Linked DNA regions of Mus musculus: region 2 is linked to region 1. Evidence: chromatin loops called from intact Hi-C (ENCODE). Cell type or tissue: heart. All regions are shown on one strand. Each heading gives the region's core, and the rest is flanking DNA. Links, peaks and the distances in the headings are about the cores only.

What was found. Peaks named below come from ENCODE experiments on the same cell type or tissue, not always from the same donor. Only the 100,000 strongest peaks of a DNase experiment are listed, where the experiment ranks them.
Region 2: it touches region 1 in a loop (2.4-fold over the local background); 2 of 42 quality-filtered maps call a loop at or near these places.

The regions. Positions count from the first base shown.
Region 1 is chr13:59,944,694-59,960,522 of GRCm38, forward strand. No RefSeq gene overlaps it. Among named protein-coding and RNA genes, the nearest start is that of Gm19866, 37 kb to the left of the region's middle. In heart, for the core only: a CTCF peak has its summit at 8,302 (motif pointing right); a DNase peak (open chromatin) is centred at 3,968; H3K27ac peaks cover 201 bases.
Region 2 is chr13:60,047,145-60,062,973 of GRCm38, forward strand. The region is part of intron 1 of A530065N20Rik (RIKEN cDNA A530046M15 gene); the gene reads left to right. Among named protein-coding and RNA genes, the nearest start is that of Gm35193, 10 kb to the left of the region's middle. In heart, for the core only: a CTCF peak has its summit at 7,655 (motif pointing right); DNase peaks (open chromatin) are centred at 7,067 and 7,677.

The sequences.
Region 1 (15,829 bases), core at 3,576-11,575:
TGCCTTTCAATTAGGTCTTGTTCCATTTCCAGAAATTTACCCAAATAAACTCATTGCTCAGGTGCCCAGCAAGAAGAGGTTGAACTCTTTAGCCACCTACCCTTCCTACGGTTCTCAGAGAATAAATGATCTAAATGGAGCTATTGCCTTTAAGCGTCCTTAGGAATCTGAACAGATCGAAATCACCTGAAGCCACAGGGTTTATGGTGTGGCTTTACAAAGCAAGCATTTGAAAGAGCTGAGGAGTGTGCAAAGGAAGGGACCTCTTTAAGATGGCTCAATAGTTCCTGGGCTAACAGTAGGCATGAGCCAGCAAGCTTGGGGATTCTAGATGTATAGCAATTGGTTTGGCAGCTGAGATAGGTGTGTGTGTGTGTTTATGGAGTACAACCCCATCAGTTAAAATAATTTATATACACACATATATATGTATGTATATATGAAAGCATTTATCTTTGTGTGTACCACATTGCATTTATTTCTAAATTACATGCATGCTCTGCTAGTATATATTGTGCATTAAACTATATTTAGACATAGGAACTAAATAGTAGTATGAAGACTGAAATCCATAGACGGTCTAGTAATTTCTTTTTTTAAGATTTATTCATTTATGTATATGAGCACTCTATCTGCATGTGTGCCTACATGACAGAAGAGGGCATCAGATCTCTTACAGATGGTTGTGAGCCACCATGTAGGTGCTGGGAATTAAACTCATGACCTCTGGATGAACAGCCAGTGTTTTTAACTGCCAAGCTGTCTCTCCAGCCCCCTACCATTTTTAAAAGAAGAAAAATAAATGACTCATTTTGTCTTAGATTATTTTTAAAAGTTATTATTATTATTATTATTATTATTATTATTATTTTCCGTGTGTGGGTGTTTTGCACGCATGCTTGTCTGTGTATCTCTCGAGTCCCTGTTGCCTGGAGACACTTTCAGATTTCTTGGAACTGTTGTTACCAGTGACTATGAGGAACCATGTGGGTGCTGGGAATCAAACTCAGGTCCTCTGGAGGAGCAGCCAGTACTCCTAACCACTGAGCCATCCCTCCAACCCCTACTATTTTAATAGATGCATGCCACTCCGCTCCCTGTGTGGTCACTCTTAGTCCTTCATAACCTCAGCCTCATTGGAGGCTGAGTCTAACCCACATTGTCCTAAGGAGCTTGGAACTTCTGCTTTTGCAATGTGCTACACTGAATGTAAACAAAGGGGTGGAGTTTACCTAATTTATGTGAGATTCTTTGCAACTCCAACCATCTATGGTTTTGGAGGTGTGTGTGTGTGTGTCCTAGACAAAATGATAAGAAGTAGTTTGGGAGTTGGAAAAGGTACTGCAGGATGGAAGGTAGAGGAGAGTCAGGGTCAGACAGAGAATAGGGGTCTGATTCCTGGCTGGGCTGGAGATGGCTCCTGTAAAGGGCTGACTGAGTCATGGAAGGTATTTTAACTAGAGCTTTAGGGGGGGAAAATCTGGCTCTCAAGCCACCGCAGGCTCAGTTTGGTCACAGCCAGCAATGGGAATGATGGGCCAAGAGAACAAGGGGATGTGAGGTCTGGCACAAATGCACAAGAGGCACTTGTGTCTCACCAGAGGCCAGAAAAGCACTGAGATTCCAGGTTGTTCACAACAAAACAGGAGCCAGCTAGATGTGGCCCACACTGGCCTGAGATCAAATAACTCAAACGTCAGAAAACAGAATGAATGTATAAAGTTGAAATATATCAGTTTTCTTTGCTTAGGGCAGGAAAGGACCTTGAGGAGGAAGTTCATTGAGCAAAGTTCCATTCTGTCACACGAACAACTCAGTAGATCGGGGTTCACAAAAAAATATTCTGAGAAATCCTGGGTGTGCAATCTGGTAAACTAACCAGTGGGTTGGTGTTTTGCATCACAGGGTCGTTTGAAACTCTGTAGTCTTGATGACAAACCTAACACAGTTGGAGAGGCTGAGACCTGTTTTATAACTTGCACAAGAGGATGCCTTCTTCTCGAAGGTGGATGGTCGGGCATGCTGCCAGCCCACTCTGGGTCCTATGAAGTCATCAATGGTCTAGCAGCCTTCTACAAGTAAGTCTTCTGAGGGGTGTCTGAGCTCTCTTCTTTGGGTGATGTTGTGAATTATGACAGAAAAACATTTGGCATGCTAGAGAGAGGAATAGCAGGATAGTATTTTAATAATAATTTTTAAAAATATTCCTTCACAATGGTATAAATCTTTTTTCCTCTAATTAAAAGAAAAACTCATCTAATTATAGAAACTGTAAAAGAATGGAAATTCCCCAAATAGTAACAGACTGGGGGCTGTCCGTGCCCTTGGACATTGTGTCAGTCCTCAGGGAGAAAATCAAATGCTTTTGCTGCTGACGTTTTTTTCTCAAAGTAAGGACGTGCACATGTGAGTGTATGCATGTGTGAGTGTGTGCATGTGTGAGTGTGTGTGCACATGTGAGTGTGTGCATGCATGTGCATGTGTGAGTGTGTGTGCACGTGTGTGCATGTGTGAGTATGTGTGCACACATGTGTGTGTGTGTTTGTGTGTGTTTGCATGTGTGCATATGTGTGTGTATGTGTGCACATGGGTGTGTGCATGTGTGAATGTGCATGTGTGCGTGTATGTATGTGTGCATGCGTGTGTGTGTGTGTGTGTGTATATATACACATGGATTCTGAGAACAATGCTGGGTATCATTCTCAGAAACACTGTCCACATTATTAAAGATAGGGCTTCTCATTGGCCTGCAGCTAAGTAATTATTCTAGACTGGCTGGTCAGCGAACCTCGAGGACCCTCCTGGCTCCACCTCCTCAGCTATGTAGCTCTGAGCACAGGACATCCCAGGATTCTGGGCATGGAACCCTGGTCCTTGTGCTTGCACTGGTTTTCTGCTCAGTGACTCCAGTAATCAACTAAGCAAGCCCTGCATACATCTGGCCCAGGGCCTGAACAGAGATGAGCAGCTGGAGAAGGGAGCAGCTGCAGACCTGGCTCCTGCCCTATGTCCTCCGACAGGAGCATGACCCTCACCGTAGCTAAGGAGAGCCCTCCGCTGACTTGTGTGTAGCTGTGACTGCTGCTTTCCTTTCTTCCCAAATCTCCCAGAACACCTCATGTGGCTGTCTCCATTCTAGTTTGTGTCTTTTAGAATTCTTATTCTTCTTATTACCATTGATCACATGGCTGTGATGTCCTATTTATTTCTTGCTACACTATGGCGGGACAGTGCAGCTATGTCTAGCGGTCCTCAGCTAACTATGCCTACATTTTGTGCCTTTCTTCCTTTGGGACAATATAAAGTTAACCCAGGGAGCCGTTCCTCATAAATAAAGAGACCCAAATGACTGAATTATAGCTTTACTGAAAACACGTTCTCCACAGGATGAGGATATGTGGTCATGCCACTCCCTAAGGCAAATAAACCCCCAACTAAAAACCTCCTGTGTCAACGCATCGGGGAGCGAGTGTGCGGTGATCTCACACACACTCGGCAGTGGGTCCGATGCTGAAGGATGTGCAGAGTGCAGGTGTCTCGCTGTCCCACCAGCCTTGTGCTGGTTTCTGGGGTTGAGCCAGCACATGGCAACAGTAGCTAGACAAGCTATTTGGGAACCTAAAGTGTTCCTTCCTTCACATCTCCACAATAGCTTTTGCAGAAGAAACATCACCTGTTGAAGGACCCTCTAGACCATATGGAAGGTGGTATCTAGTCATGGGTTTGCTTTTTAAAAAATAAGTTAAAAATTTTATTCCTTAATAATTTATATGTGTATGTATTTATTTGGGGGGGTGCAGTGGGTCTCTTCGTCCTCATCACCCTCTCTCACGCTTTTCCGTCTCCTACTGAAACCTTTCTTGCCAGCAAACCCCTTTCTGCTTTGGACTGTACTCCCTATTTATGTCTAATTATGGTTTTTGGCATGAACATGAGTTCGCGACTCGTTTACTGGAGCGTGGGCAGCTTATCAGCGGTCACATGATTAACAACACCCACAGCTCCAGTGGCTATTGACTGCTCACAGTCCCTCAGTGAGGGTGAAGGGTGGGGCCTGATGAGCCCCTCCCCAGCATTTGTGCATGATGAAATGGCGGGGGTCCCCGCCTTGAGTGCATGCTTCCAATTCTTAATCTCCCCCCTTGAAGGAGTTCCCTTAGTTCTGAAAGCTGCTTCAGTCTGCCCTGCCCAGTTCTGTGATCATACTTGCTGGCTGCAGAGCCTCACCTGACACCTCCTAAAATGACAGGGCGGGATGCGGATGATCCCTCATGCCGCTGATGGCTTACTGGTATGTGTGACTATGACAGATTAAATGACCAAGTTCCTGTCACCATCAAGTCTCTCTTCATGCTGTCGGGAGGCAAAGAGCTCTGTGTGGTCTGTAATGAGTGCCGAGTTCATCTTTGTCTCCTTCTCATCTGTATATTATTATTTCTCTCATCTCATGAAGTTTTATGGTCTTTTGCTGGGCTTTGTATTATCTTCAAAAAAACCCAATCTTCTTTTACATCCTTAAGGAAAAGGGAGTGCGTAGGTACATGCAAACGGATTATGACATCATCATGCAGAATTATGATAAGAGATGATGATAAGAGACCACCTTGCAATCACAGAGTATAAAATGAAGGTCCGTCGCTCCTTTGGTACTGAGTTTGCCTGAAGCACCAGGAAAAACAGTTCGTAGTGACAAGCCCTGGCGTGTCAGTCAGGGTGGGTAGGCTCGGTCTCACCCGAGGCAGCCTAATTTTATGCAGGTTTCAACGCTGGCTTCTTTCCTGACTTTCTGTAAGTACACTAAGCTGGTTCCCAACTTCGGAACTTAGCTGCTTGCTTTTCTGTGCCCTGAAACTGTACTCCTCCCACCCCCTAATTCACACTGCAAGGCTGTCCATCTCTTAGACAGATGCCTGTCATCCAACTTTCAAGACTCACTTCAAACCTCACCTCCTTGGCTCCAGTGCATGCTGGGTAGCCTGTACTGAAGTCTTGAGCGTCTCCATAGGGATCACCGTCAACTTTTAAAAGCATACTGTGCAGTTTCTTCAACCTTGTCAAAGCTCAGCTTGATGTGTTAGCTGTTGGACTTGCTACAGTTTCTATCAGCTGAGTTGGAGCTACACAGACATGCCTCACTTGATCGGCAGGCGCCGTGACACTCACACAAAGGCAGAAGCCCCCAAGAGTCTAAAATTGTTTTGAAAAGAACAAAGAGTGGAGCAATAGATGGCTTAGTGGGCATTGTGAAGCCTACGTGTTTCCACTGAAGGTATGAACCCTGCCATTTGAAAGTGGCTGGTAGGTCTGTTTTCTTTCTCACCTGGATCTCTGTGACTGGCAGATGCTGCATAGACTCTGGTGGCCCTGCAGGCGGCAGCTGATGCTGAGAGTACACACCCACCACAGCCTGAAGGTGAGCATCCCTTCTGAGCTTGCACATTTGCAGCGAGCTGCTCTTTGCCTGGGTAGCTAAGAATCTACAGCACAGCAGTTATTTATTTATGTCATGTTCTGTGGCTCTCCAGAGTATCTGTGCCCATCACCTGCACAAGCGTTCTCCTGTATGCGATCCCACACCCAACGTGTTGCCTTGGACAGGGAATTTGTATCACACTTGAAGAACAAGAGGCATTTTTATTTTTCTGCGTACTATTCTGACCTTCTGGTTGTTGTTGTCAGGCAAATGGTTGCAGAATGTCACCTTTGAAACAGCTACAGGAGCCATGGCATTTCACCCACATGATCTGATGTCAGAGTCCTTACTCAGCACAAACTGCTGATACTCCTTATGAAGCAAAGGTCATTAGCGCATGGCTCTCTGCCTTGGAGACTTGAATTCTTAAACCTAGCAAAATGCAAGAGCCGGTAGTTTGGTAAACAGGATTTGCAGCATCAAACTATGGTACCTGTTTTTGTGAGACAGGGCTTCACTCTGTAGCCTGCCCTGGAATTCATGTAGCCTAGACTGGCTTTGATCTGACTGCTCCAACCTCCTGAGTGCTGGGATAAAAGGCATGATGTACCATACCTGGCTTCAAGTCACTCAGTTTAAAACAGAAGAAACACATTTTTAGGTAGAATATTAATGCAACTTTATTCCTAAGACAGATATAGCTTGTATGTATTAATGAACTTGTATGTGTATCTGTGTGCTTGTATGTAAAACATGCATGTGGTATGTACACACGTTATATGGTTTTAGATGATTCTAGTACTAAAAAATAAGTCTTTACATGGCAAGAACAAATATATTTTCTTAATTATGTCATATATTTTAAACTTCTCAGGTTGCTTTCAAAAGATTAGTAGCTGCTGGGGTAGTGAACAAGTTTTACCTCAATTGTACCAGGCACAAATCTTCTCCCCTAAAAATAGAGTCTGTTGTGAACTTTACAACTTGCATTCTGTTCACATGCATTGAATCATTTGGCTGTCTCCATTTCATAGATAAAGAGACTGAGGCACGGGGAGATGACACAGGTGTTATGAGTAGGGCCAGGGTCTGCAGCAAGGGCCTCTTCAGAGCCCACTCTCAGGCTCTCTGAAAGTAGGATAAGTTCCTGAGGGAGTCTGACAATTTCATGTTGTGTTCAAGAGGGAGGAGGGGTGGCAGCAGTGTTAGTCGGTGAGGTTACCAGTCAGCAGTTCAGTGTACAGCCATGCCTTCTCAACACAGCTTCCCCCTCTGCAGTCCTAGTCATCTGACCCTAACCATTGTCCACGAATGTGAAGAAAAACCATGTTCTAAACTGTGTATAAGCCTGATGAGTGTATGATTGCTTGGTCTGTTCTACTCCGTGCGTCCAAGGTGTGAAAAAATCCCCCATGCTGGGTATCTATAACTCAGTGTTTGTGTTCAAGTGACCCCCTTTTTTATTTAATATTGGCTCCAAAGAATGGGAATAGTGATGTTTGTTAGTATCTTGCTATAGATTGGTATAGTTGTTCTATTTTTAATAGTTATTTTTGAGTGTGTGTGTGTGTGTGTGTGTGTGTGTGTGTGTGTGAGTGCAGGTGCCCACAGAGGTTAGAAGAGGGTGTTAAGTCATCAGAGCTGGATTTACAGGCAGATGTGAGCTGCCTGACATAGGTAATGGAGCTGAACTCAGGTCTTCTGCAAACACAGTATGGGCTCTTAACCACTGAACAGTCTCTCTGGCCCCTGTTAGTCTACCTCATTACGAGTAGCTGTTGTTGCTATTTCCCTATGCCTAACTTATTCTTTAGGCATAGGTGTATAAGCATAGAGATTAAACATGGGTGTGTAAACAGAGTAAACATAGGTTTGTAAGCATAGAGGTTCAACATAGGTGTGCAAGTACAGAGATTAGACAGAGCTGTGCAAGCATAGAGAACTCGGTCCGACCTCTGCTGAAGGGGTCTGGGGAAGTATCTTCTGAGGATAAGTGTGTGTATGAGAGAGAGAGATCAATGCACTGTCGTGATTCCAGGTTCTTGTAGCTAAAGCCAAAATGGAATCTGAGAGTGTAGAAGTCACTAGTCCAGAACTCCTGGTGCTGAGTTCACAGAGACCCACCATGCCAGTGTTTGGGGGAACACAATGCCCTCTTCGACCAGGAGAGCCTGGCCAGCCTTTATGTGGGAAAATGGCTGTAGTGTAGACTGAGCTCTGAGATCTCCTGCTCAGGGCTGCTGTTCCCTCAGCAGAGAAAGCAGGACTGTAAAGCACAGAGGAGCCCCTGTGGTGACAGGAGCACGGAGATGAGCCCCCCCAAGTGAGTGATAGGTGTTTGCTGCCCTCAGAAACATTCTTGGCATTTTATTTGAGAGAGATGCTTGGTGGCCAAAAATGCCCTGAGAATGCTTGTAAATAAATTCCTTAGTTTTTCAGAACATATCCTATCTTCTTTTTCTAAAAAGTGTTACCCTTTGAGGCTTATGCAGGTAAATTGCTTGCACACCAAGGTTTTTCCAGCTGAATATAACTTTAAAAAACAAACCAACATTCTTATTGTTTTGATGCGTGCAGTTATTTGCATGTGACTTGGCTGATACTGGGGCCTGCGTGTGCACTGAATGTGTTGTCGAGCTCCAGAGTGTACCATAGGAGCATTCATAAGGCCCTTTGCCCACGAAGGGAATCACTCATTCATTCAACAGATCATAGTTCATGATTAGCTCATGGGCTATGCCAGGATCTATGTTGGGGACTTAATGAATCAGGTTTGAACTCTCAGGGAACCCAGAACCCACCGGGAAAGTGATAGGGCAGGAACACTCGTTACACAGGGATATTGTAACCCAGTCGAAGTAAGATGGAGTGCTGTGGGCACCTGTTTCAGCAGGGGGCAGAAGTAGGCAGTGAAAGGCCTCTTGAGAAGACACCTGCACTGAATATTTGGTCTGAACAGAATTGCAAAGGAGGGGAAAGCCACAAGGATGCAAAGTTCAGGGCAGCCAGACAACATGGTGCTGTAGCTAAGCTGTTCAGAATGGTTACAGCGTCTGCAAGTGGGGAGTGGAGAGCTGTGGAACTAGATCATGGAGCCATGCTAACATGGTTGGATTTTCTTTTCTGGGTAGTGGGGAGCCAGTGAGGAACTTAGAACAGGAATTACCCACCACCCTCATTAGCATCCTGTCTAAGCTCCACCCCACAGTTACCTGGCAATAGCCAGGTACGGCTGACCCACTATAAAAGGGGCTGCTTGCCCCCTCCTTTCTCTCTTGCCCTTTGCCCTCTTGCTCTCCACTCTCTACTTTCTCTCTGCCTCTACTACCCTTTTAACTCCCCTCCCCATGCCCTGAATAAATTCTACTCTATACTATACTGTCCTGTGGCTGGTCCCTCATGGAAGAAGGGATGCCTCAGCATGGGCTAACTGCCGTTATTCTCCTCCGTAGGACATTCCACGTGCCAGGCAATATGTTACAGATTTCCCTGGCAATTTTGGGAGGTAGATATCATTTCCTACTTTTTCAGTGCAGACGATTAAGCTTGAGGCAGTAGTATACATGTATCAGTTAAAGCCCCAGTAACCACATTCCTCAGGCCTGCGTGGCTTAAACAACGAGATACATCCCCTCTGACCAGGGTGTCATCTGGGGCAGGCTCTTCTAGAACCTGTCCTGCCTCCTTCACTTTCAGAGGACCATGTTCTGCACATGCATTCCCATGATCACCCTGTGCCTGTGTCTTAACACCCCTCTTACAATGACACCAGTTATTTTGGGTCAGGGTCCATCTATACTGGTGACCTCATTTTTGTCAATGTGACACAAACCTAGTCACACCTGAGAAGAGGGAGCCCCAGTTGAGGAATTGCCTCACGTTGGCTTGTGGGCATTTTAACTTAATCCCCTCGGTAAAGATCTGAACTCTACCCATGTGAGAAGTAGCGTTTTCAAAGTCATAGAGCTTGAAAGTGGTGGTATATGGGATTGGACCCAGGGAACTCACCCAGGCCTGAGTTCTTACCATTGTAAACCTCAAATGTATGCTTTAGAAAGTGCTCAAACTGCTCTCTTGGTGACCTCATTTTTGTCAATGTGACACAAACCTAGACACACCTGAGAAGAGTGAGGTTGGAGCAAGAAGGACCCTAGGGAATGGGTTTGGCAAGAGTCTATCTGAGAGATAATCTAAGTGTGCCCTCCAAAAATCGCAAGCAGGCTATCCAGAAGTAGATAACTAAAGTTCCTGTTTGTGCGGGCTTTTGTCAACATGACACAAACTCAGACACACCTGGAAAGGGGGAGCCTCCATAGACAAATTGACTACAGCAGATTGGCTTGTGGGCATGTCTGTTCTCTGTAGTCTAGGGTTCATATCAGGGCCCCATGCATACTATGCAACTGTGTTACCTCTGACTTACATCCCTGGTCTCTGACTGTTCAGAGAATCGGGATTCAGTTCCTAGCTCCCACATAGAGGCTCACAATTGTCTATAACTCTAGTTCTGAGAAATCTGAAGCCCTTGTCTGGCCTCCATGGATCCAGGAAACACACAGAGCAAAATACCATCACATAAATAATTTTTTAAAAATGACACATCTATCCAAATCATTTATTTCATCTACTTATATCATCTAACTACCTATTATCTAGCCATTGTCTATTATCTACTATCTACCTACTATCTATCTATCTATCTATCTATCTATCTATCTATCTATCTATCTATCCACCTATTCATCATCTATCTATTGTCTACCTATTATCTATCTATCTATCTATCTATCTATCTATCTATCTATCTATCTATCTATCATCTATCTACTATCTACCTACCTACCAATATATCTATCCATCTACCTATCATCTAACTATCGCCTGTCTATCTATATACCTATCTCTCAGTCTATCTACCCATCTATCATCTATCTATTGTCTATCATCTGCCATCTATCTATCTATCTATCTATCTATCTATCTATCTATCATCTATCTATCTATCTATCTATCTATCTATCTATCTATCTATCTATCATCTATTTATCTACCTATCAATCTATCCACTACTATCCATCATCTATTTATCTACCTATCAATCTATCTATCTATCTATCTATCTATCTATCTATCTATCTATCTATCATCCATCTACCTATCAATATATCCATGTACCTATCATTTATCGACCATCTATCATCCATCCATCTATCTATCTATCTATCTATCTATCTATCTATCTATCTATCTATCTTTCATCTCTCTATCATCTCTCATCTCTTATTTGCCTTCTGCTTACCTGTCTACCCATCAGTTTTTATTCTTTTCTCTCTCTCTGTGTATTTGTTGAAATTCTCTGACAGTAATTATCTTTAGATACTTAACATTGCTTATTTCAGGTTTGTAAGATTTGATAATTTTTCTTGAAAGTTTCTAATTTGTTTAGTTTTCATGACTTTGACCAAATTATATGAGGTAAAATTAAGAGCTGTGGCTTTGACTTAGAATACAGTGCTTGCATGAGGCTCTAGGTTCCACAGCTACTACCACTACTTCCACCTCAGAAGACAAAGTTAGATGACTTTGTTAGTTAGATTTCAGTTTACTATGAACATGTGTCGAGTTAGAAGAGTGAGCCCATTAAAAAACTTCATAGCCATCATTTAGTACATGTATTAGATTTATATTTGAATACTGACTCTTTCCCAAAGTGAAGAACATCATGGCACTGGTTATACTGGCCCTAGAGAGCAGAGAACCCACTTAAAAGAATTCAGAAAACAGAAATTTTGTTGTGTGTTATATGTGCTGCTTGGATCTGTTGTAAAAGAAGCAAAATAAGTTGAAAATGAAATATAAGATGTGTTGAGATAGTCAGAGCCCAGGCTGAGTTCTTAGAAATTATGAAATTCACTTCAAGTCTGAAAAATGAGGCTTCACATTTTCATTTATGACCAGATGTACCCTGAAAGAAAAAGAAAAGTTTTAAGGAAATTGACTCAGACGTTGAGAGTAGAATGGTCCCAAGATGCTGGGGAGCAGGGGTGGGGAGGGGTGGGAGGTTGGGGGAGTAGGGGTGAGTAGGAGCCAGTCTGACTGGTCATAGCTAGTCTGATTCTGAGATTAGATTCTGAGAGGAGGGAGTCCTGGCAAGCCGTTGTATTTTAGGGCAGCTGAACATAAGGTGAATGGCATTCGTATCAAACCAAACCAAACAAGAAGAATGGATTCTGAGTGCCTTTACCATAGGAAGGTAGTCATAGACTGACTCTAGTGCCGGAAAGGTCCTCTCAACACTGAAGCTTTGGACAGGGGAGGACTTTTCACTGCAGTCCCCTTCCAAACCATGTAAGTATACACTGTTTATGCTTCAGTTAAATGGATTTTTAACTTTGTATTTTCAGCGCATGTCAGAGTTCAATCTTGCTATCCCCCTCCTCTGCCCCTCCTCCTTGACCTCTGCTCTCTCCTCTGTTTGCCTCTTGGCTCCTTCCCCTGGTTTCCTTCCACTCTGTTCTCATACACAGGGTGTACTGTCCTGATTGGCTGAGCCCTCCCTCCAGCTCCTGACAGAGGCAAGCTCTGCTCCAATGAAATGCATCTAAGTCAGGCCTCCCTATGTATAACCCATGTGTTTAGACTACCCATTAGAACAGGCATCACTTTTGGGAAATAGAGAGAGAGCTAAATGGTCCCTGACAGCCGTGGAGGGCAGAAAAGCACTCTGTCAATCAAAGAGCTGCGGTTAATATTGAGATTGCCTCTCTGAACGATGGAGTCTGCTTTATGGCAAATGTTAATCGGCCATAAACTTAACAAGACACCCCCCCCAACCCCCAATGCACACACTATCTTCCCTCTCCTTTTCCTCTGTCCTCCAAAACTCTGGTGTCCAGAGCTTTGTTTCCTAACCAACCACACAGGGCTCAGACCCCTTAGGGGAAAGTTCAAGGCTGTTGGGTGCAGCCTGGCCGTTGATGCCCCCGCTGAGCCTTGGACCCTTCATTTGTGGATATTGGTTTCTTTCTACAGCACTTTAATAAAGCATCGTCCTTTCTCCTTGGCTGTTGTGGCTGAATAACAAGGAGGACACAGGTAACAGGACTGGGTGACAAGCACAGAATAGGTTTGTTCAGGGCCTTCAGGATGGAAAAGCATCCCACAAATCTCAGTGGCCTTCCAGCCTGGCCCGTTCTGCCTAGCCTTCTCTGTCATCCAGGTCCTGTATCAGACTCTCAAGCCCACTTCTGTTTGCAAGCAACATCTGTGCTGCCTGTGAGTAGTAACATTTCACATGTCTTGTGAATTCCTGTGCTGTTTTCACTCCTACATGTGGCTGAATGTAATTTTTATCCCCCAGGTTCATGGCTCAGCAAAATTTCTCTTGATCTTTCATTTGTGTCTCTCAATGGTCTTGAAGCTCGTGCAACAGAATGTCTAGGTACATCCTGTCAGTAGACTCATGGTTTGGCTGTGCACTGGGCTGTGCACTATTTTGCAGGTGTTTTCAGACGCATTTGTTTGGTTTCTTTTTTACATTTATTTATTTGTTTGTTTGTTTGTTTATTTATTTATTTATTTAATGTATATGAGTATGCTGTACCTGTCTTCAGACACACCAGAAGAGGGCTTTAGATCCCTTTACAGATGGTTGTGAGCCACCATGTGGTTGCTGGGATTTGAACTCAGGACCTCTGGAAGAGCAGTCAGTGCTCTTAACCCCTGAGCCATCTCTCCCCTCCTGTTTGGTTTCGATATTGATGTAATGTGCTTGTTAAGGGCTGAGGTTATCCCTCCCACCTCCCAATGCCCTATTCAGAGCTGAACATGTTGCGGGTACTTGCATGATCATGGTGACACTTGTAAGGCAGGTGTGATGTCTATTCTGGGTTGTCAACTTGACTACATCTGGAATTGAAGTGACCAGGCACACCTGGGAGGGATTTTTCCCCCTTTGGTTGAATCATTTGAAGCTGGGAGACACACTTTTAATCTGGATCTTTTGAGGCGGGAAGATCCACCTTTAATCTGCATCACATCTTCTGCCACAGCCTATATAGAGGGTGTGGGAGAGAAAAGGCTTCTCTTCTTTGCCTGCTTGCTCTTGCTTTGCTTCCTTGGGATTCTGACATATACTGAAGACCAGCTAAGACATCCAACCTCGTGTGCTGAACAACTACTGAATTCATTGGTAGACAGCATTGTTGGACTAGCTGGACCACAGCCTGCAAGCCATTCTAATAAATTCTACCTCTATCTATCTATCTATCTATCTATCTATCTATCTATCTATCTATCTATCTATCTATCTATGCATGTATGTATATATCTATGTATGATGCATGCATCTATGTGTGTATACGTATTATGCATGCATGTATTAATGTATGCATCTAAGTATGTATGTATATATGTATGTATCCCTCCATCTATGTATGTATGTGTGCATGTATGTATGTATTCATGTATGTATTTAAGTATGCATGTATATGTATGTATGTTTCTACCTATTTATCTCTGTATGTATCTATGTATTATGCATGTATGTATCTATGTGTGTATATATGTATGTATGCATGCATGTATATAAGTATCTAAGTATCTATGTATGTTTGTATGTATCTATCCATCTATGTATGTATGTGTGCATGTATGCATGTATGTATGTATCTATGTATGTATGTATGTATGCATGTATCTATCCATCCATCCATGTATGTGTGCATGTATGCATATATGTATGTATGTATCTAAGTATGTATGTGCATATGTATGCATCTATGTATGTATGTATTGTTGTATTGTTATGTATATATGTATGTATGCATATATGCATATGTATTTATGTATGTATGCATGCACGCATGCATGTATGTATCTAAGTATGTATTCATCCATCCATCCATCCATCCATCCATCAATCCATCCATCTATCAGTTCTATTCCTTTAAAGAACTCTGACTAACACAGCAGAAAAGATAGCAGGGAATATCTACCACTCATTTAATTTGTTAATTTAATTGGTTAATTTGTATTTGTCTTGAAGTCTTTCATACAGACTGCAATTTTGTCTATTTTTACTTGTATGTACATTATCTAAAGCTTACTCCTTTATTGACTGAAAATATTCTTCTTATGCAGTCAGCATATTCTGCTTATAAATCCTTCTTTGGGTTTCATGGCTGGTTCCTTGTTCTGCTTTCCAGGTATACACTATACTGTCCACACTCCTTCCTCGTGCTCCGATTATTTTATGGGCAAATTATTGGTCTCCCCACAACACTGTAAGCCCCTCAAAAGATGAGACTGGGTCTTTTAATTTTGCAAGTTAAACACGAAAGCCTTCCTTAAAGCCACTCAAGCTTTACCCAAGGGTTGGAGAGGAAAAACAGATGAGGCAAAAGAGCTGCCATTGGGTCATACCTGGTTTATAGGAAGACAGTAATAAAGTCAAGAGAGACTGGGAATAGCATTGCTGAAGTACAGTCATACACTGCAGAACCACATTTCAAACAGCAGTGATGGTGCTCATGTACTCACTGAGCTGAGAGAATCCCCCATCCAGGGATGTAGTAACAGTCTGACTCACACTAGTGTCAGTTGTGATGCTCTGGTGAACAAACACACCACACTGCCAGTCACATAGAAGGTTAGCACACAACACTATGTGCACAACGTGGCACTTGGCGAAGACAATAACCATCTGTGCCAATGTCTACGGGTTTACTGTCCTTTGTATCACTGGTGAGCATTCCTACTCATTAAACACAAGGGTTTCACTGTAAATGGTTATGCCGGATAGTTTGATGTCAACCTGACGCAAAGTAAAGCCATTTGAGAGGAAGGAACCTCAACTGAGAAAATATAAGATTGAACTGTGGGCAAGCCTACAGAACATTTTCATAATTGGTGACTGATGGGCTCACCTAATGTGGCTGGTGCCATCCCTGGGCTGGTGGTCTTGAGTTCTATAAGAAAGCAGGCTGAGCAAGCCATGAGGAGCAAGCCAGTAAGCAGCGCCCCTCCATGGCCTCTGCCTTAGCTCCTGCTCCAGGTTCCTGCCGTGCTTGAGTTCCTATTCTGACTTCCTTTAGTGATGAACTATGATGTGGAAGTGTAAACCTTTCTTCCCCAGCTTGCTTCCTGGTCATGGAGTGTTTCATCATATCAATAGAAACACCGACTAAGACAATGGTTATCCCATGTTCTACAAACAGCAGCCTCACACGTCTCACGCCTACCTTGATTTCATCAAGGTTTCCTGTCAAGTCTTTGTCTTAGGCCAGCTGGGTTTTTGTGGGATGTTTGAAGAATGACAGAAAGAACTAACTCTGTGCTTCTTCTGAGTGTGCCCCACTGCTAAGGACTAAATCATCTATAGAAATGAAAGCAGAAGCATCCACAAGCATAGGAACA
Region 2 (15,829 bases), core at 3,223-11,222, 100 kb after region 1:
TACCTGGTCCCATTGCTGCCCTGGTGACAGGCAAAACCCGCTGCCTTTACCATGCCCTCTCCTCTACACACTGGCTACCTGTGGTAACTGTGCCTGAGCACAGCTTCCTCAGGCAGGGGCATGAATGAGAGGCTACTCACTGCAATGTGGCAATGTGGCTCACTCAGAGGACTACCTGGCTACCTTGGTGGAGCAAGGGTGACATCACAGTTGGTTTTGAGTGGGGCAGAGGGGACTATGCTTTAGAGGCCACTATTACCTACCCTGGAGTACCAAGCACAGAGGGAATATGTAACTCAAATGGGAAAGTTATTTTAATCTATGTACTCGAGGGGCCTACATAGCAAGTCTGGCATGTTATGTTATGTCTACAATGTATGTTATTGCTGGTTGTTTTTCTGTGTGCTGTGGCAGTTATTTGGTGAATGGTGGCTTCAGGAAAGACTTGTGGCCAATCTCTTGGACTTTTGGATCTGTAGACTCCTGTCCCTTTATTGGAAAAGGGGTCATTGCAGCTGCAATCAGTTAAAGAGGTTGAAAAAGATTCCCCGGTGGGCTCCAATTCAGGGACAGCTGTCTTCATAAGAGAAAGATGATTGAGGCATACATGAGAGGGGAGTTGAAGACATAGGCAGAGACCAGGGTAATGCTGCCACAGCCAGGGAGACAGACAGACCCTCCCTGGAGTGTGCATGGGAACATGGACCTTCCCACACCTTTCTGGCAGCCTCCAGAGCTGTGAGGGAATTCGGCTCCCTTTCCTTTTGTTATCTTGTTTAACTCTGGTCTGATGCTTTTCTGGGATGGGTGAGCCTGGCTCCCATGGAAGTGTGGCTCTGTGCCACAAGTGCGAGGGAAGAGAGAGGAGGGAGAAGGAATTCAGGAAGGCAGCTGGGCTCAGGAATCTTTCAAGGAGGGGGAGTCAATGTGGCAGAAGGGAAGTTTGTGTGTGGTGACAAGGTTCGGGGAAATGTGCTTTCTCTGGCCTCACTAGCTAGAGAACCAAGTGATTAATAACTTAAGGCCATCCAGAGAAGGATTTAGCACCTTTATTTCAGACAAAGAAATATGTTTTTAAAAAATGTCTCTCATATTCATAAGAGTGGAAACTGTAGCTCTGATGAGCCCCAATTTAAAAAAAAAAAAAAGTGGACTGCTGACTCATCTGAATGGAAGCAGCTTGCCTGGTCTTGAGGGCTCCATTCTTCGCTAGTCTGCTCAAATTCCAAGGCAGCCCAAGTGCTCTGGTGTGTGTATCCTCTCTGCCAGGATGAGAAGCCCCCAGGCTCTGTGGAAAATAAAATATTTTCCTCATTTGACATGACAACGCATGTGGCTCTTTAGTAAGAAGAGCTGGCACACAGAGCTGGGCACTGTCTTACCCCACCCACACAGTCCCCAGTGGGCTCGGGTCTCCAGCAGCCCACTCATGCAGCAGGGTGGGATAGTGGCCTGGGAGATGGCTGAGATGCCCCCACCCCCACCCCCGCCGCCTTCCCAGTGTCCTGACTGGGGCTTGGCCACCTGAGCGCCACACTCACTATGGTTGGGTGTAGCCTCTCCCAGGTGCTCTCAAGAGTTCCCAAACCAGGAAGAGCTCACCCACGAGGATACTGTCATGTGCAAGGCTGGGACATTTGTTTCCCAGGACTCACACTGTAAATAAGCCTAGGATTAGCAAGAGGACAACGTTCCATGGGTGGCCTTGTCTTCATGGTGGGATGTCTCCCCAAAGCACACAATACCAGGGCTGCCTCTGGATTCAATGAAGCCACGTCAGCTCTGTGACTTGGCTTCTGATGCCTCAGTGCCAAGCCTGTTCCCTCATCATTAAAAAACACCCCCCACCCCCTGTGATCTCAAGAAAGTTCTACGCAGGATTTGGATCTCTTACCGATTGGTAGAGATGGAGTTCGGTACACGAGGAGTTCTATGTCCTTTGTGGGTGGTGTAGGGCGTGTGAGTTTGTGCAAATGCATGTGAGTGTGCTGATGTCCGTGGGTGGATGAATGTTCGTGTGCCTGTGTGTGTATGGGCGTGTATGGCTCTGTGTGAGTGAGTGTGCCCATGTGGAGGTGGGCAATGTGCCTGTGTGGCAATGGCTGTGTGTGTGTGTGCACGTGCATGCGTGGCAATGTGTGAGTGAGTGTAAAGGTGTATGTTCCCATGTGTGTGCATTGATGACTGTGTGTGAATGAGCGTGCCTATGGCTCTGTGAGAGGCAAGTCTGTATGCTTAAGGTTGAGACTGTGAAGTGTGTTCATCTGAGGATGAGTTGTGTACTTATGAGGATTTTTCCATATAAGTGTATAGGTGTATGAGTGTGTGTGTGTCTCTGTGTGTATGTGTATATGAGTGTGAGTGTGTGTGCGTGTGCGTGTGCGCGTGCGCGTGCGCGTGTGCGTGTGTGTGTGTGTGTGTGTGTGTGTGTGTGAGAGAGAGAGAGAGAGAATGTCACCTGTGCGGATGTGTGATTACACACGTCAGTGTACCTACATTCAGAAAGTCCCACCAAGTGACACTTCTGACCCCTTGTGCTTACATCCCAGTGAGTGCCTTGGTGTTCTCACCACCTGAACAGAGGCAGGAAACTCCCTACCTGTTCTTGGGAAAGGCTGAGACCCCAGTGCTGGGAGTCACCGCAGGAGGGAGACCAGAGATTCAGCACTTGTGTGCTGGCTGACAGGGGACATTGTGGAAAGTGAAGAGTTGAGACATCTGGCTATCCTACTGGCCTACAAGGAGGGAGACAGGTGCCTTTATCCACCCTCAACAAGGAAGAGATGAGGGGATGAAGGGACTATGCTGCCCCAGCAGCTCATGCGATGGTAAGAAGACAGGATGAATAGGGATGCAGCCCCTCCCCTTAGGGAAGAGCCTGGCTTAGCCCTGGAAGCAGCTGGTGATCAAACTTTCTCTCTGTCCGGAAGAAACCACAGGCCTCATCTGTGCCCCAACAGCCATTTGTCTTCCATTTGTGTTTAGGAGTAAATGAACATCCTCTGCTAGCCAGGGTCCCCAAGCAAAGCCCGGCCGACGTCAGTGTGCATTATACAAAGAGAAGATGAGGCCACAGAAGTGATGTGACTTGATCGTGAGGCCAGGCCTTAGTGACAGGAAGTTCCAGTTGTGTTCTCCTTGGGTGGCAAGGGAGGGGATCTTCTTACTGCCAAGGGTCCCCTTGCTACATATGTGACTCTCTTCTCTGAAAACTGCCCTAGGCATGGACACCCTGCTTCACTAGTATCTCTCCATCCTGTGGGAAATGGCTTCTTTGTGTAGGGCTGTGGGATGTGTGCATGCACGTGGGGGCCAGAGTGTCTTCTTCAATCACTTTACCTCTCTCTCTCTCTCTTTCTGTGGTGTGTGTGTGTTCATGTGTCCACACGCATTCTAAAGCTGACCTTGAGATCTCTACTTCAGTATTGTGCAACAGGGTCTCATTGAACTTGGACCTCACCATTGGATGGAGTGACCCTCTTGTGTGTCCTCCTGGCCAGTGGTGTGATATCAGGTACACCTGACCTGGCTTTTTATGCAAGTGTGAGGATGAGAACGTGGGTCCTTACATTTGTGTGACAAGAACTTTATCAGCTGAGACACCACTCCAACCACATAAGTCACACTTTTACTTTATTACCCAAATGGGGAGAACTTCTCCAACATCGCACAGCTCAAGGATGCCAGAATCAAGATTTGACCACAATTCTCTGCCCCCCCCCCCTCCCCCGCCAGTCTCCTCTTCCAGTTACCCATGTGCAGCCACTCTGCAGAGGCGGTGAACTACACAGTGCTCATTACTCATGGGCCTCCCAGGGTTTAAGCCTCAGAACTTCCCCCCGGGTAGCGGGTGACATCATTGCATAATTAAGGTGACTGTGATGCCTAACTGTGTGCGCCAGACAAAGGTCCCTTGTTTTAACTGATCATCCATGCTCTGCTTGTGCAAGACTGGGCTCCCACTGGTAATTAAGGAAGATGGTTTAACCTGGCTAAATGAGAGAGGGGCTCAGGGTAAAGTGGCAGGAGGGGGCGATTCTATGTCACTTCTTAATTTGCTGGAGTAATGAGGGTGCTAAGAGAAGGTGAGGGGCAAGCTTGCTCTGAGGCAAGGAGGACTCGGCACTGATCTGAACCCTCCCTCTTATGTAACGTTCTTCCAACCTGCTAAATAGACTCCTTTTTGTCTCTCTTTATTTCTCAATTGTTTCCACTGATGGAGTTGCTACAGAGTGGTCACATGACCTGACCTTGGGTACTTTCTATCCTCAGTGCCTTGTGCTAATGGCTATTTGCAAATATATATATATATATTCTGTAGCACACACTACAGGGATTCAAAGCCACTTTGCTACTTAGGGGCTGCCTGACCTCAGAAGTTACTTAAATACCCAAACCTCTTGTTATCAGCAAAATGACAGCAAATGGCATTAGATGGACCTACCTCAGAAGGTTAGGGTCCTTGTCTTTGTGATTTTTGCCCCCTTTTTTTGAGACAGGGAATTACCTTGTATTTTAGGCCACCCTCAAACTTGTGATCCTTCTGCCTTGAGCTACAGAGAGCTGAAATTGCAAGTGTGTGGCACCACTCCCAGTGTCTACAATCTCACAGCAAAACCTCACTATCCTAATGCCCATGTTTCTGAAGAGGAAACTGAGCCCCCAAAAATGTGAAATGAGGTTGGGCAGGAGGCTACCTGTGAATATGATCAAGCTACTTTGTATGCTTGTATGATATTACCTAAGAATAAATAAATACTGCTCTTAAGTAAGTGTTAGCTTTAAAGCATCCACCCATCCTACTGCATTTGCCTGGCAGGGTTATTTGTTTGTTTTGTTGACATTGAGACAAGGTGGCTGCCATCCGTAAGGGACTCCTGAATTTTCCCACCCTGGTCCTCCCTCCCACAACTGGGAACATCTGGGCTGCATTCCAGGTTTAGCTGCTTGGGAAGCAGTGGCCTGGGCAAGAATTCCTCATATGGGACAAGATTGTTGTGGTTTGAGGCCATCTCTGTAGATTTCTCCATACTGCAGAGGACTCCATCTCTTCTCCATAGCCCACTATATATATTGTCACACTATATATGACTCCATCTCTTCTCTATAGACACTGTCACACTATATATGACTCCATCTCTTCTCCATAGCCCTTGTCACAATATATGTGACTTACTCTCTTCTCTACATATGGGAATATGAGTGAGCATACACTGTTTCTCACAAGTGAAGTTCAGAGGACAGCTGTCAGCAGCTGGTTCTCTCCTTTCACCCTGTGGGTTCTGATTATCAAACTCAAGTTGGCAGGCTTGGCAGTAGTCACCTTTAACTATGAGCCACCTCAACAGCTACCAGCCATGTCCCTCCCTTAAAAGACATCCGTGCTTCAGGTGTCCAACTTGGTCAGCTTTTTTTGTTTGTTTGTTTTTTGTTCTGCCTTGGAGCCTCCATTCATGGAAGCCTGATGAAGTGGTAGATGGAATGTCACGGGATATATTTTTAATGACACGTGGCAACCACAATCACCTGGATGCCTGGACCCAGTTCAGGAGCCCAAGTTTGTCAGGCAGAGTGGCATGAGCTCTGGGGATAGATGGAAACTATTCTCCAGGCCTGACCAGAATGCAGGTTACCCAGCTCAGCAGTCCTGAACATCTCAGACATCCTTGTATTTGACAATTTGTATTTCATATTTTGTGCTCCTCTCGAATAATATGCCAACCAACACATGCCAGATGCCCTCTTTTCCTCTTTAGCAAAATCTTCCAAAAATATTTTCCAAATCCATCAATTCCCCCTAGTTTTTGGGTAATCACAAACATGCTACTGGCACCCAGAAGTGAGGACACTCAGAGACCAAACTCTTCATTAATGTCTAGCCAGAAGCTCTGACTGAGTCTGGTACATCTGTCCAGAGGATAAGGCTAGTTTTTAAAAACAGTCTGTTGGTTCTGAATTCTGTTTTAAATATAATAACATTGTTAAAAGGGAAAAAGATGGGGTGAGAAAGGAGAGGAGCAGGAAGGGGAGGAGGAAGAAGAGAGGAGGAGGAAGATGGGGAGGAAGTAAAAGGGAAGGAGGAAGGGGAAGAAGAGGAGGCCACTGGAAACCAAGCAACCTAAGTCTTCATTCCAAAGGCTAGCAGACACCATTGTGATCTTGCATGAGTCCCTCCACATTGCTGACTTCAGCTCCTTCCTTACCTACAAAGTTGGGGAAAGGGCATTTTCCAGTTCTAAAATTCTGAAGTGCTCCTTAAGAGATTTTTTCAAAACAAGCAGAGATGCCCTGTATACTATGGAGTTGAAAACAGCAGTTTGTGGAGGAGAGAGTTGTTAGTTGATGGAACCAAGAGGTATGTATGAGGTGACTAGCCCGGGAAGACTAGCCAACAACATTTGGTGGACCATCTCCTTAAATGTAACATCTGTGTGTTTTACTAAAGTCTCTTGTGAAGTAAGGATAAACCTCTGCTTAAGTAATCATTGGAAGATCTTTTCCCCATTCAGTGAGCTGTCAGAACGGTAGCTTCAGGTACCTCAGATCTCTGGTATTCAGGAACATGAATCCCAGCTTCACACTCCCTTCCAAAGGAACAGGCATCCTCATCAGGTCCCCTCTGCTGATGAAGACACTGCTTTCGAAGGGCCTTGCCCAGGCTCACACAGTTGGTAGGTGGTGGTGCTAGGATTCCAGCTGTCTGACCCCCAATGCCCACTCTGTCCCCTTTGCCAGTGGCATCCTGGGGAAGCTGAGGGAAGGCTCTGTGAGTCGCTTGTCATCTCTCCAAGGATCTGGACATACAGAGAGCAAAGCACAATTATAAACTATCTTTGGACTATAGCAGGGTTCATGGGGCAGGCTTATGAATTATGAGCCGCAGAGTGTCTCAAGAGGAAGGAAGGCCCCAGCTTGGACCACTGGGACTCTGGGACCCAGGGGAGTTTTCTGAACACATGGCTGACTGTTCTCCAGGGTGTGGTTTTCTGGGCAGTCTCCCCCTTTGGTCTTTATCAGGTCTCACGGCGTGGCTTCTGTGTTGTACTTTTCTGGTCCTGGTTGCAAGACTGAGTTCTGAAGCATCATCAGATTGGTGCTCCCCGAACTCGGGTTCTCTTGGTTTCTTCTGGAGCCATAAACAGAATTACGCAACTCAGAAGTGACCGTCAGACACCAGTTTCTATTCTCAGTCTCTCTCCCGAGGCAAGGGGAGAATGACACCTCTTGCCAAGTCTCAAATCTGTCCCACGAGCCTCGTCTGAAACTGGGTCCTGACTCAGGCCTTTTCTTGTTTTAATTATTTGTTTATTTGTGATGGGGACTTGCTGCTCCTAGGAGGGTCCCATTAAAAAAAAAAACCCTCCAAAGACATCAAAACGTTCTAACAAAATAGCATCTTGATGATTTAAGTGTAAATATGTCAGGGACACATGGTTTCTATTATTCTTGAAATAACACATGGGTTTAGAAATCAAGGGGAAAAGTGTTTGGTAAAACACATTAAGGACTTGGCTAAATGTTTTTTAAAGACCGTCTCTGAAGCCTCAAGGGAGAAACACAGAAGGAAATAAGCACAGGCGCCTTGGTCCCTCGGCCCTCCCTTATTTGTCTCTTTCCTGGAGTGGAGATGGATTCTGTGTATATTCCCAGCAGGTGGCTCTTTGATGAGGCTGGAGGCAAGGCTCCACCTCATGGTAGGAAGCAAGTAGCAGGGGAAGGTGGTCACCTCACACCCTTTATGAAGGGGGAGGGGAGGGGGAGAGGGAGAGGGGAAGGGGGAGGGGGAGGGAGAGGGAGAGGGGAAGGGGGAGGGGGAGGGAGAGGGAGAGGGAGGAGAGGGAGAGGGAAGCAGGGGTGGGGAGCAAGAGATGCTCTTTCAGGGCACACTACAGTGACCTACTTCTTTCAGCCAGATCTCACCTGGAAGTTTCTGCCATTATGGGATCAAGTTGTGAATTGATCAGTGATCAGCCCCTTGAAGAAAACTGATCCCATTCACCTTCTGTGGGTCTCCTCGGACCTCTGCAATCCTCCTGCCTCAACTCTGCCTTTGTTCCTTACCTCTAGAAAGCCACTGAGCCCCTTCTCTCACCGTAGATCTGCTTACACCCTCTATAATTTTATGTAAGTGGAAACATACATCCATTAGATTGTTGCTGGCTTGTTTCACTTGGTAGTGTATGGAGAGGCTAATCCTGTCATCCTAAATGCAGATAGTCGTTTGTTTGCAGTGTTAGAAAGTATTCCATGATCTAGACATACTGCAATTCTCTACATGCTGCTGATGGGCACTGTTTTTATTTTATTTTACTTTATCTTTGTTTCTGTTTATCGAGTGATGAGGCTTTAACCCAGGGCCTCAGACACACTGGACGCACACCCAGTCACTGAGCAACACGGCCAAGCTTTTAGAGTACTGTAAATATTATTGCTATGAACATGTGTATAGAAGTCAAGTTTCTTTTCTTATCTCATGAAGTACCTAGGAATGGAAGGACAAGATACTTTCTAAGGGATCCCTTGGCTTTTCCAAGCCCGCCCAGCTGTTTTCTAAGCTGGTGTACCGTCCATTCTCCACCACCCAGAACAGCACAGACAGCTGCCATTCTTCTTGCCAAGTTGGGGGGCAGGTTTTCAAGTCAGTTAATCTGCTGTACAGTGGTATGCCAATGTGGTTTGAGTATATATTTCTGTTTGTGTTGTGGGTGTGGCTGTTGGAAGTCTTTTCTGTACTTACCTGACATTTTCAGGTCTTCCTCAATGAAGTTTATGCTCAACCTTTTGCCCATTTTAGCTTCTCGTGACTAATTAGAGCCACAGGGACAGTATGGTCAAGGGGTAGTAGGAGAGAGCACCTTTATGTGGTTCCTTGTCTTAAGGGAGCTATCCAGTCTTTCACTATTGGGAATAATGCTAGCTATAGACATTTTGTAGGTGTCTTGCCTGATCAAGGCTGTTACTTTATGTTCTTGGCTTGGTGAAAGTTTTGTTGTTGTTGTTGTCGTCATCAGAATTCCATGCTGGGGTGGGGCAAATGCAGACACTGACTGAATGGGTTTTCTTTTTTGGCCTTTTAATTACACACACACACACACACACACACACACACACACACACACACACATTGGCTCTCTAATGTTGAGCCATCTTTGCATTGCTCTGTTGAATTCAGGTCTGATGATTATAGAGATCATTTGCACGTGAGGCCATAAGGAGGGGTCATGAGGTGGTGAGAAGAGGTTGTGAGATCTAGAGGTAAAGTCATGAGGTGAGATCACGAGGTGAGGCTAGGAGAGGCAGTTGAGAACGAAAGGTCGTGAGATCTCGAGTTCGCAAGGTGAAAGGTGAGGTCAAGGGATTGCGAGGTGAGGTAGTGAGGTGAGGTCTTGAGGTCGTGATGTAGCGAGGTGAGGTCATTAGGTGAGGTCGTTGTGAGATCTCGAGGTCGTGAGATCTCGAGTTGGCAAGGTGAGATCTCGAGATCTCGAGGTAAGGTTGCAAAGTGAGGTCTTGAGGTGAGGTCATTGAGAAGAGGTCTTGAGATCGTGAGGTCTTGAGATCCCGAGTTGGCAAGGTGAGGTCTTGAGATCGTGAGGTCGTGAGGTCGTGAGGTGAGATATGAGGAACGTCAACACTGCCATCTCCTGCCTTCATAGGTTTTGATGCTCTAATGCCCACCTCAGAGTCAGGCCCGGAAAGCTGGGTCATTCGTGTCATGAGTCTGAGAACTTTCTCCTAATAAAGACCTCTAGTGCTATTTCTTCTCCTCCATATACAACTTGAGCTCTATTGTGCAAATCTGATTTTCTGTGTTTTTGTTTCTCATTTTTGCTCCAGTTTTCTTTCTTTCTTCTTTAATGTTGACAGTAGAAATGGGGGGGAGGGGTGGAGTTGAAAGGCAGACTTTTCTAAAATTGAACATTAGCAACAACATCCGCTGTGATTTCCATTTTTTTTTTTTTTTTTGTGGAGGGGGAAGCTGATTTAAATGTTTTAGTCTGTTTTTTGGTGTCATGTAAATATTAGCTCACTGTAGTGTATAGTAAACATGGCATATCTAGTTATGTCATATAGATTAAATATGGGGAGGTGTTTATCAGGAGAAAGTCACACATTTGCTACTTTAGTATTTTCTCATAAGAAGGAGGAGGCAGAGAAGAGAAGAAAGAAGGAGGAGGGGGAAGAAGAGGAGGGGGATGCTCTTGCTCCCGCCCTTACCCTCTCTCCCCATTCCCTCCCCACTCCCAGCTCCCCCCCCCCCCCCGCCCATTCTCTGTCTCCACTACCCTCTCAACTCTCCTCCCAAGTTCTGAATAAACTCTATACTAAAAAAAAAAAAAAAATAGAAGAAAGGAGGAGGAAGAGGAGGAGAAAGAAGCACCATTGCCACCACCAGGACTAGGGAGTTAGCTCAGCGGTGGGGAACTCACCACCAGGTACCATGGGCATGCAATCAATTCCCAGCACAACAAAAAGTAAACCTGAAAGGAAAAGAGACTGTCATTAAATAACATAAACCAAAGAGTCTGGCGACCTAACTCAAGTAGGAACTGCACACAACAGTTTGTTTGCTGTGAGGATGCTCTTGGCGTTTCTCTGCGGCCCTGTGTGGCTGAGCCTCCTAGGCAAGTTCTGTCACCTGCTATGTTTGCTGTTTGCTTGTTTGTCTTTGCACATTCAAGCGTGATTAAAAAGGAGAGAGGGGAAGCTGTCCACCGCCCGCTTAGCCCTATAAATATTTGTACAGTGTTTATGACAGATGTTTTCCTGTTGTGAAGGAATCTGACCTTCATTAAAAATCTGGGACTTTTTAAATGTCGTGCCAAAACATCAGAAGCAACAACAGGGGCGGCCAGTGATTCCGTGTGTTTAAAGGGGCAAATTCTTATTGAGCCAAGCAGTAATTATTACAATGGCCGTTATTAGTTGGAAAAGTGGTCTGGGGGCAGAAGATCACAGCCCTTTCCCTTCCCTTGTTCTAACCGCTCTCGCATGCCAGCGTGCTACAAGACGGACTGCTTCATACTGTTGCTTCATGAGCCAGCAATGTGGTTTTCGTTAAATCCAGTGAAGTGTTCTTCCTGATGTTTGGCACGCCAATTAAACTGCATACAAATGACCCTAAATCTCAAGCTGATGTATTTCTCATTGCTCATTGTTAAGATAGTGCAAATGAGTGCCACAGCCTGCACAGCAGGCTCAGTGAGTGCCCTTTGTCCAGAGTGCTTCTGACTTCAGTGGCTCGGATCCGGGGATATTTCCACAGACTTCACCCAAACATCCCCAATCTGAAAAATCTTAAACCTTGAAATGTTCCAAAGACCAGTGTTTTGAGCATTGATTTTGGAGGTTACAGATGTTCGGATTGTAAATGCTCACCCCGAACTTCTCCTCAGATGGAGCTGCCCTGGTTTCTTAGGGTGCACTGACTACTTTTAGGCTGAAGGGTAGGGGTTGATGCAAGGCAGTCAGCTAGTGGATTGTCTCCTTAGGGTTTCTGGGATTTGGGGTCACTATGACTTCCCTTTGTGGAGGTGGGGGTGGGAAAGAGTGGGGTGAGGGTGGAGATGAAGGTGGATTTGGGATGAGTGTAGAGGTAAGGATGGGGGTTAGGTAGGGGTGGAGATGAGGATGGAGGAGGAATGAGGGTGGAGGAGAGATGGGGTGAGGTAGGGGTGGGGATGAGAGTGGGGTGGGGTGAGGGTGGAAGAGGAGGGGTGAGGGTGGAGGAGGGATGGGAAGGAGGTAGGGGTGGGGGGTGAGTGTAGAGATAGAGGTGAGGGTGGGGATGAGGGTGGGGGTGAGGTAGGGGTGGGGGTGAGGGTGCGGATGAGGTAGGGGTGGGGATGAGGATGGAGGACGGGTGGGGTGGAGGAGGGAGTGGGGATGGGAGTGGAGGGGGTTGATGGTGGAGGTGAGGTGGGGGTGTAGGAGGGAGTGGAGGTGGGGTGGAGATGAGGGTAGGGGTAGGGCTGAGGCAAATATGATTGTTCTTGCTCAGGATGCCCAGAGCCCAGAATGTGCCAGTGGTAGGAAGTGTATTCTTATGACAATGCAGCAAGATACAGGTTCAGGAAGAAAACAAAACAAAACAAAACAAACAAACAACCCAAAAACCCTGGACTTGGCTGGTGGTACGCATTACCTCCTTAGAAGGTTTTATCTGAATTTTTAGTATTTTAAAATAAAAATTTAAAAACAAAAAATATAGCTAGGCTTCTTGAGGGAAAAAAGCAATTATAGAAAAATATATGTTGTCTGATATAATATATAAAATACAAACCAATATAGAAAGGGGCATTTCTAATACATAAGAAATTGTAATAATAGAGAATTAGGACAAGTGGCTACACAATAAATTGTTGTTTGTGGATAGCAGCTGAAGAGAAGGCGGAATTGAGTGAAGAACATGGGTAAATGGGTATCTTATTTTTCTTAATTCTTCAATTTTATCAAATACACACGATTCACATTTTTGCAGTTTTAAACATCAAAAGGCAAATCTATGCTCCTTTTAGGAATTGTGTAATACCAGTTATACTGTATACATAGTCTGTAGGCCCTGGATCTAGAACTTTCTGGAGTCTCTCTACAGGTCACACCGGTCTGTGTTTCTCAGTCTTGTGATTCCAAGCAAAAGCCAAGAAGCCTTGACTCACTGGCTCCGCTGGTGGAGAGAGTGCTTGGGAAGACCGAGCTCACACAGGGGCAGGCCCACAGCTTAGGGAAAGTGTGGCAAAGACACTGGCTTAGGGTCGGCCAATGCCACCAAGGCACGGGGTCTCCTTGACTGAACACAAAGCTCGGAGAGACTGTGAGGGGTCTGCGCAATGCCCACGGAGTGTAGCTCTGCAAACACTTAGCTCCCTCGCTCCCTCTTCCTTCCTGATACCCATGGCCTCGTGTTAGGTGGCTCAGTTTGCCTGGGAAGACCCTAATAGTTTCCTGTATCTCCCAGCCTCCGATGGCAGAGATACTGCAGGACCCATTGTTACCTCCATGGATTTTGTCGGGCTCTGTGACTCACTCACAACCGGAGCACTCAGCCACCCTCCATGTAAACTTTAAAAGCTTACCCCTACTGTGTGGCTTCAACTCCCTCACAGAGAAAAGGCTCTGGTCTTTCCCACAGGAAAAATAAAAGCCTATCTACGTTTGCCCCACCGTGTCTTCGAGTGCTCGTCTCTCACGGCCCCTCCCATCCCTGTCCGCTGCAGCATCAGACGCCTCTGTTCTCCTTGCTCTCTCTCCCCTCCTTTGTCAGCTTGAACACGGACTCAAGCCACCCTTCTCTAGAGCTCTTCTGCTCTAGCATGGGGGTTGAATGTCCACCAAAGGCTCTGGGTAAAGATTTGCTAATGAAGGTGGTATTTTGGGAGGAGACAAGAGCTATTACGTCATCAGCGGAAGGAAAGCGGACAATGGGGATTGAGAGGCTGCCCCTCCTTGGATCTCCCATGCATTTCTGCTGTGAGATGCTGCCTCACCTCGGGTCCCAAGCAATGGTTCCATAGATCCCCAAGATTGGGAGCCAAAAGAACTCATGAGCTGGCCATGCCATTGCTGCTGCTGCTGTTGTAGTATAGAAACGACTCAGCATGTCTTCCGTTGGGAATTTCTCAACTTTGATGGCCCAGCTTCCTGTTTAAATTTTGCTGTCTCTTTCTTCTTGTATCCAACTGTATGGAGCTTGTCCTGCTCATCCATTTGATGCACAGTATTCACCCTTCGCCTGACTTGCTGAGAGACCGAGGCATCCAACCTTTCTCACCCACCCCAGATTTAATCCTGTAGCTTCTTCCGGAGGGAACTCTAGACCACGCCGGGCTTTTTTTGGAAGGTACAGGATGTGTCCTGACTTGCTGATTGAGGTTGATGATGGTGGCTGGCTTCAGTTCAGTCACCAGCATGGGGAACAGTCGATGCTGTCCTCCATAGGTAACCTGGGGAACAAGCTCACCTGAAAAACTGTGACTGCTCCTGAAGACTAACAAAACTGAAGCCTGAATTTCAGACAGGGCTTAAGCCATCTTCCCTGCATAACAGTAATCCTGGCATCTAGTTCTAAGAAACATGGTTCTCTCCTAAGTACAAACCAACCAATGGTCCAGTGTCCGCCCCGAGGACAAAGAACATCATAGTCCAACATCCACTCTTTCCTATGATGCCAGAAATCAGTTTAAGTCCAGTCTGTCAGATTGCTAACAAAGTCATCTCTTAGTGACAATTATCCTTTTGTGCTTTGACAGTGTGTCTGGGTCTCAGGATGCCAGGGGACTCAATCTAATTTATCTAATAGTTAGACAAAGCTGGATTCAGGTGCTGTCACCATTGCTGACTAATCCTACCATGTGGGTAAGGATGTAATTTGGAACTCAGTGTTCTCCACTGTAAGCTCAGAGAGGAGCCTTCCTACTTTTAGAGGTGCAGGATCCATAGCAAAAGACTGAGTAATGACGGTCTCACGACTAGGAGGCACACGTTATGGTTGGGGCCATTGCTGTCTAGCCTCATATTTCCCTGTGGGGAAATGGCTGTTACTCTACAAGCTTCAGCCAGGGCCCCCCTTCTACCCCTCAGTTTACTGTGTGTCATCTGATCACGTATTGAAGGATGCATTAGAGTGGCTGACCTTGAAGCCTGCCAGCTGCAGGTCTCTCTTTAGAAGACAGAATTTGTCATGGACAACAGTTCTATGACCACGTGACAGAAGACTTGGCCCTCTGTTCAGTGCCAGACGGAGGCATTGTGGGATTAAAGGCTACTAGCATGAGCAGAAATGTCATATGGAGAACAAATTTTCTCTCCTCCCACTCTTTCTCTTTCTCTTGGGTGTATGTGAGAGAAGGAAAAGAATAAAGGCGAAAGGATAGAAGAGGACATTTGGGAAGTCTTTGAAGGTCCTCGGCAGCAAATCCTGTAATTTCTGGGTTGGGAAGGGATCACCTTTACAGGACGTGAGGCACTTTGTGTGCTTGGTGAGGCTGTGCACACACAATGCAGGGTTCTGCAAATGCAGCTCAGAGTGACCGCCACCAGAGGTAAAGGCTGGGAAAGCCATCCCCAGATTTTTATAGATCAGGAGAGCTTTAAAAAAGGGTGACAGGATGTGCGGGAAGGCAAGGGCAATGGAAATATGAAAAGCTTCAGGGTTCTATTGAAAGTTCAAAATGGGCACTGTTTGCTTTTAAGGGAAATCAAGACGTGAAGAAAGGAGGCATTCTTGGAACAGTGGAAGATTCGTCGCAGAAAGTTCAGTGTTAGCATTATAAGTCATACATATTCTTTTCATCATCCTGCTGTCCATCTGTCTGTCTATCCATCCATCTGTTTGTCCGTCCGTCTATTCATCTGTCCATCATCAACTCATTAGTGCTTTTATCTTTATCATCATTTCTCTACCCAATCACCCACTCATCTATCCATCCATCTATCCATTATCTATTTACCCACCCATCCATAAATGTTCTGGCTGTCAAGTTACCTAGCTACTAAATATACACCTAAATGCTTGTGTGCATATTATTGTATTTTCCCCCTAATTTCTAGGGAACTTTTCATTTTGTGCTAGGACACACCTACTTTAGAGCTGTGTCTTGAAGGTTATTGTCACAGCCTTGGTTTAATGATCAATAGGGTAAGATACACACACACATAGACACACACACACTCACACACACACACACACACACACACACACACACACACCAAACCAAACCAAACCAAACCAAACCAAACCAAACCAAACCAAACCAAGAAAAACAAACAAACAAACAAACAAAACAAGAGAAGAGTTTTTTACTGTCACCCAGCCAGTGGCAAGTCAGAA